2 separate regions of the Homo sapiens genome follow, and region 2 is linked to region 1. Evidence: chromatin loops called from intact Hi-C (ENCODE). Cell type or tissue: HCT116. All regions are shown on one strand. Region 1 overlaps COL1A1 (collagen type I alpha 1 chain). Region 2 overlaps PPP1R9B (protein phosphatase 1 regulatory subunit 9B).

Region 1 (2,500 bases):
GTGACGAGACCAAGAACTGCCCCGGCGCCGAAGTCCCCGAGGGCGAGTGCTGTCCCGTCTGCCCCGACGGCTCAGGTGCGGCTGCGCTCGGGGCCTGGGGCCTGGGGCCTGGGGCCTGGGGCCTGGGGCTGGGGCTGGGGGTGGTCGGCGCTCGCTGGCCCTCCGTGCTGGAGGCCTCTGCCGACGGGAGCAGCATTAGCAAACCTTGGCTCTAACGCGCGTCTCTTCGTCCCCTAGAGTCACCCACCGACCAAGAAACCACCGGCGTCGAGGTAATCTCCTGCCCTCGAATTTTGCCCCTGCGCGGCCCGTGACTCCTCACAGTCCTCCCTTCTCTAACCTGGCCTCTTGTTTCTTCTCCCCCAATCCCACAGGGACCCAAGGGAGACACTGGCCCCCGAGGCCCAAGGGTAAGCGTTGCACTCTGGGCTGTGGGGGGCTGCAGGTGGGCATGGCTCTCGGCCCCACGCTCACCCCGGCCCCGCCCTCTCCCCCTGCAGGGACCCGCAGGCCCCCCTGGCCGAGATGGCATCCCTGGACAGCCTGGACTTCCCGGACCCCCCGGACCCCCCGGACCTCCCGGACCCCCTGGCCTCGGAGGAGTAAGTGGAGAGGCCTTGTGTGTCCACTCTCCCCTGTTTTGTTTTTGTTTTTTGGCAGATGACATAATTTTATACTTTGAAATAATTTCAAACTTACAGAAAAGTTGCAAGAATCCTACAGGAAACTCTCACATACCCTTCACAGTTTGTGACATGTGCTTTATTAGTCTCTGTTTATGTATATGTATCTTTTTTTTTCTGAACTGTTTGAGCAAGTTGCTAACATCAGGCTCTTTTGCGCCTAAATACTTAGGTGTGTTTTTCCTAAAAACAAGAGCATTCTCTTAACTGACCTACACAATGATTAAATTCACTCTCTAATGTGCAGTCCGTATTCAAAGTTCACCGATGTCCCGATAATGTCCTTTATAGATTCCACCCCCCACCACCCCAATCTGGGATCCAGTCCAGGATTATGTATTGCGTTTAATCATCATGTCTCTAGTTTCCACAAATGTAGAACGTTCCTCAGACTTTCTTTGTCTTTAGTGGCACTGGGAGTTTTGATGAGTCCAGTTGTTTTGCAGACTGTCCCTCAATTTGGGATTGTCTCATTAGATTAGATGCAGGGATGCATCTTTGCAGGAATGTCTTAAAAGCAATGTTATTCTTCTCAGCACATCACACCAGGAAGTGCATGATGTCAGTTTCTTCCATCCTCAGTGCCGTCTTCTGCCTTTCAATTCACTGTCCTCACTCTGACTTCTCTTGTTTGTTCTAGAACTTTGCTCCCCAGCTGTCTTATGGCTATGATGAGAAATCAACCGGAGGAATTTCCGTGCCTGGCCCCATGGTGAGCCAGCAGGGGGAGCATGGATGACAGAAGAGAGAATGGGTATCCAGAGGAGGTGGGCATAGGCGGCTGGTATAGACAGCTTGGGAGGTCCAGATCACCTTTGGGACCTCAGAGTCCAGAAAGGATGCAGGACGACTGGGTGGTCCCAACAGGCATGAATGACTACATCCACATGCTTTCCTACAGAGGGATCACCATGACCCCCCTTTCTTCTCCCTCTATAGGGTCCCTCTGGTCCTCGTGGTCTCCCTGGCCCCCCTGGTGCACCTGTGAGTATCCAGGACGTCTTCATATGCCTCCTTGGGCTTTGGTCTTTTGGAGGGAAGACTGGGATGAGGGCAGGAGAGATGCTCAGAGATCTCTTGGTAAGATTGGAGAAGGTTGACAGGGACTTGTCTTCTAACCCATCTTTTTCCTTCTTCTCAAGGGTCCCCAAGGCTTCCAAGGTCCCCCTGGTGAGCCTGGCGAGCCTGGAGCTTCAGTAAGCACTCTCTATACAGATTCATACTCCTTCTACAAACACACAGACTCTCCTATAGAAGAACTCCCAGGCCTGGGGTCTTCCTTACCTCTTCCCTTCAATCCCAGCCTTCCCCTTCTTTTTTTCTTATCCATATTCTAACCACCTCTTCTATCTTTTCTAGGGTCCCATGGGTCCCCGAGGTCCCCCAGGTCCCCCTGGAAAGAATGGAGATGATGTAAGTATCCCCAGCAAGAAGATACCATCTGACCCCATGGCCTCCATGGGTTGGGTCCTGCAATTTCCACTCCACCACATTTGGGAACGATACTCAGAGGAAGGAGGGCAAGTCCTCTCTGATGCACGGACTGCCCTGGAACAATGATCTTTTCGCTTAGTGAGATGATTCCATGTCCCCAACAAAGTGACTGTTCTCCTCACCCCAGCCACCTTAGAGCAATCCCCAACCCCATCCCTTTGGGGAAATTGGTGCGCAGATGGTGAAATTAAAATGCTGGTGACAGAAGTAGACAGAAATTCCTTTAGAGGCACTCAGATTTCACCAAACGAAGGTTTCACTGTAGATTTAAACTGAGCTCTAGATTCAAAGATAAGATTCTGGGCCCCCAAACCTGACCTGCA
Region 2 (2,500 bases), 58 kb after region 1:
TCATCCTCCCAAGTAACTGGGACTACAGGCACGTGCCACCATGCCCAGCTAATTTTTCTTTTTATTGTTTGTAGAGATGAGTTCTCACTATGTACTCAGGCTGGGGAGCCTGGAGTTTCTGATGGGAGGAGGCTACCTCTACCCTCGCTCCTCGGTTCCCCTGTGACCCCTTAACCAATGTCACTCCGCTAGGATCCAGGTGAATGATCTCCTGGTGGAGGTGGATGGAACAAGTCTGGTGGGAGTGACCCAGAGCTTCGCGGCGTCTGTGCTCCGGAACACCAAGGGCCGAGTGCGGTGAGAGCCCAGAGGGGTGGGGCGTGGGAGCGGGCAGGAGGTCCTCGTCCAGGCACTCCGTTCACCTGCCTTAACAGCCAGTTAAGGTTCTGGTGGCCCAGCTCACAGAGGTTCTGCTGACTCCTTGGCTGCAGGAGTTGCTGTGCCTGGAGTCCCTCGCCTCACACCTGCCTTCTCATCCCAGCTCCCTGGCAACAGCTGGCCACCAGTACTCAGCCTTCCTGGCCCACTGTCCACCAGCCCTCCAAACTGTCCTCTAGGGCTTCTTCTCCTTCCCCCTACCTGTCCCTGACTCACTGACTGAAGAACCAGGACGTCCAGGGTGAATGCTAACCATATTGGGGTCCCCTCATTGGGACCTCATGCCCCCCACCCCGACCAGCCCTATGTCATCCTGGGAAGACTCCGCCCCAGGCCTGTAACCAAGGGGACTGGATCAGAAGCTCCCTGTGTCCACTCTACCTTTGGCTTAACATTCAGGGATCACTCCCTGCCCCCCTGCAAGAGGGGTACTACCCCCAGGAAAGGGTGGTGGAGAGAAACAGGATGTGGGTGGCCACCGGGAGGAGGGGCTGGTGCCTGGAAGTTCCACTATTTCCTCTCCATCCTAATCTCCAGTTGCCATCATCCCGCCCCTTCCTGAAGCTCAGGGGCTTGGAGCATACCCAAGAAACACCTCCGCAGCCCATCCCTGCTGGGAGGGTCATCTTCACCTTTCCCTGCCTCATTTTCTCCCCTGTGGCAGGGGAAGAGCCTCCTCAGTGCATGTCCCCTGCAGCACAGCCTAGAGGTGGGCTGACATTCTCCCTCCCGCAATACTGGCCAGAGGGGTGAATGGGCCTTCCTGCCTCCCTTGGGAAGGAAACCTGATAAGGGCCCTCATTCCCCCATTCATTATTAACACTGCAGCCTTCGGACTCAGCCCTCTCATCTCTCCTCCCCTGGGAGGGCCTGAGTTTGGAGAGGGGAGCATCAGCAGGGAGGATGATGCATTACCTGGCTGAGGACAGAGGCAGCGGATGATGCCGGTGCCCCTGCAGGTTTATGATTGGCCGGGAGCGGCCGGGAGAGCAGAGCGAAGTGGCCCAGCTAATTCAGCAGACTTTGGAACAGGAGCGATGGCAGCGGGAGATGATGGAGCAGAGATACGCCCAGTATGGGGAGGATGACGAGGAGGTAGGGAGTCCCTGCCTGGCTGGCCGCGTGGTCGCCCCCTGGTGGCTAGATGAAGCATTACAGTCATCTGCCTCTACTGCTTCCCCTGCCCTAGTAAAAAGCCCACAGTGCCATTCCCTGTCCTCCAGTCACACTCTTTGTCTTCAGAGGCCGGACAAGGAATACACAGTCCTCTCAAAGAGCCCCCAGTCTGCGGGGAGAGCATAGCCCCTAATCTTGGGGGACCTAATCTGAAAGGGAGATAGATCCAGAAGGGGAAAGATAGTACAGGCTGTTTCTTCAGAGACCCAGGCTGATGAGGAACTGACCCCCTCTGTCATCAGGGGACTACCAGGCTGTTGGGGGAAGACATAAACCGTGTCTCTGGTCCAGCCTCAGGCTGAAGTGGGAGGCATGAACCACATTCCTGGGTAGCTCTCTGTCTGGCATGGGCAACTGGTCCCAGCCCTGGTCATCAGGGCTGAGGGCAGCTGGGTGGGGTGGGCCCACAGTCTCCGGTCTCCCTTCGCAGACGGGAGAGTATGCCACTGACGAGGATGAGGAGCTGAGCCCCACGTTCCCGGGTGGTGAGATGGCCATCGAGGTGTTTGAGCTAGCGGAGAACGAGGATGCACTGTCCCCTGTGGACATGGAGCCCGAGAAGCTGGTGCACAAGTTCAAGGAGGTGGGAGGAGGGGCTCCCTGGAGTGGTGGAGGGAAAGGCAGGCAGGTCTCCTGCCCTTGGCACTGCCTGCCCCACCCTGCTGGAGCTGAGTGCCTGCCCCTCTGCCCAACAGCTCCAGATCAAGCATGCGGTCACTGAGGCAGAGATCCAGCAGCTGAAAAGAAAGGTAAGGGTGCGTATGTGTGTGCTTTTGCGTGCGTGCATGTGTGTGTTGAGGAGCAGGGTCCCCCTACCCTCACACCTGCACATGCTGACACTTAGGCACAGGTACCCACAGAACAAGCTGCTCTAAAGCAAGATGATATGATAGATACGATATTAAGAGCTTAAGCTCTGGATCCATCTGCTCCAGCATCACTTGCT

Evidence for each region. Hi-C counts contacts between places; a loop is a spot of excess contacts. Peaks named below come from ENCODE experiments on the same cell type or tissue, not always from the same donor. Only the 100,000 strongest peaks of a DNase experiment are listed, where the experiment ranks them.
Region 2: a loop joins it to region 1, with 9 times the contacts of the local background. A loop is called at or near these places in 12 of 110 quality-filtered maps.

Annotation. Positions count from the first base shown.
Region 1 is chr17:50,197,328-50,199,827 of GRCh38, reverse strand. COL1A1 (collagen type I alpha 1 chain) reads left to right here. Exons shown (of 51, transcript NM_000088.4): 2 at 1-75; 3 at 238-272; 4 at 375-410; 5 at 501-602; 6 at 1,324-1,395; 7 at 1,623-1,667; 8 at 1,826-1,879; 9 at 2,043-2,096. Among named protein-coding and RNA genes, the nearest start is that of COL1A1, 3.1 kb to the left of the region's middle. RefSeq lists an enhancer at 2,288-2,500. In HCT116, a CTCF peak has its summit at 1,409 (motif pointing right); a DNase peak (open chromatin) is centred at 1,387; H3K4me3 peaks cover 1,060 bases; H3K27ac peaks cover 470 bases.
Region 2 is chr17:50,139,066-50,141,565 of GRCh38, reverse strand. It overlaps PPP1R9B (protein phosphatase 1 regulatory subunit 9B), which reads left to right. Exons shown (of 10, transcript NM_032595.5): 4 at 193-297; 5 at 1,338-1,473; 6 at 1,985-2,137; 7 at 2,250-2,303. Among named protein-coding and RNA genes, the nearest start is that of SAMD14, 10 kb to the right of the region's middle. In HCT116, CTCF peaks have their summits at 1,337 and 1,540 (motif pointing left); a DNase peak (open chromatin) is centred at 1,465; H3K27ac peaks cover 1,321 bases.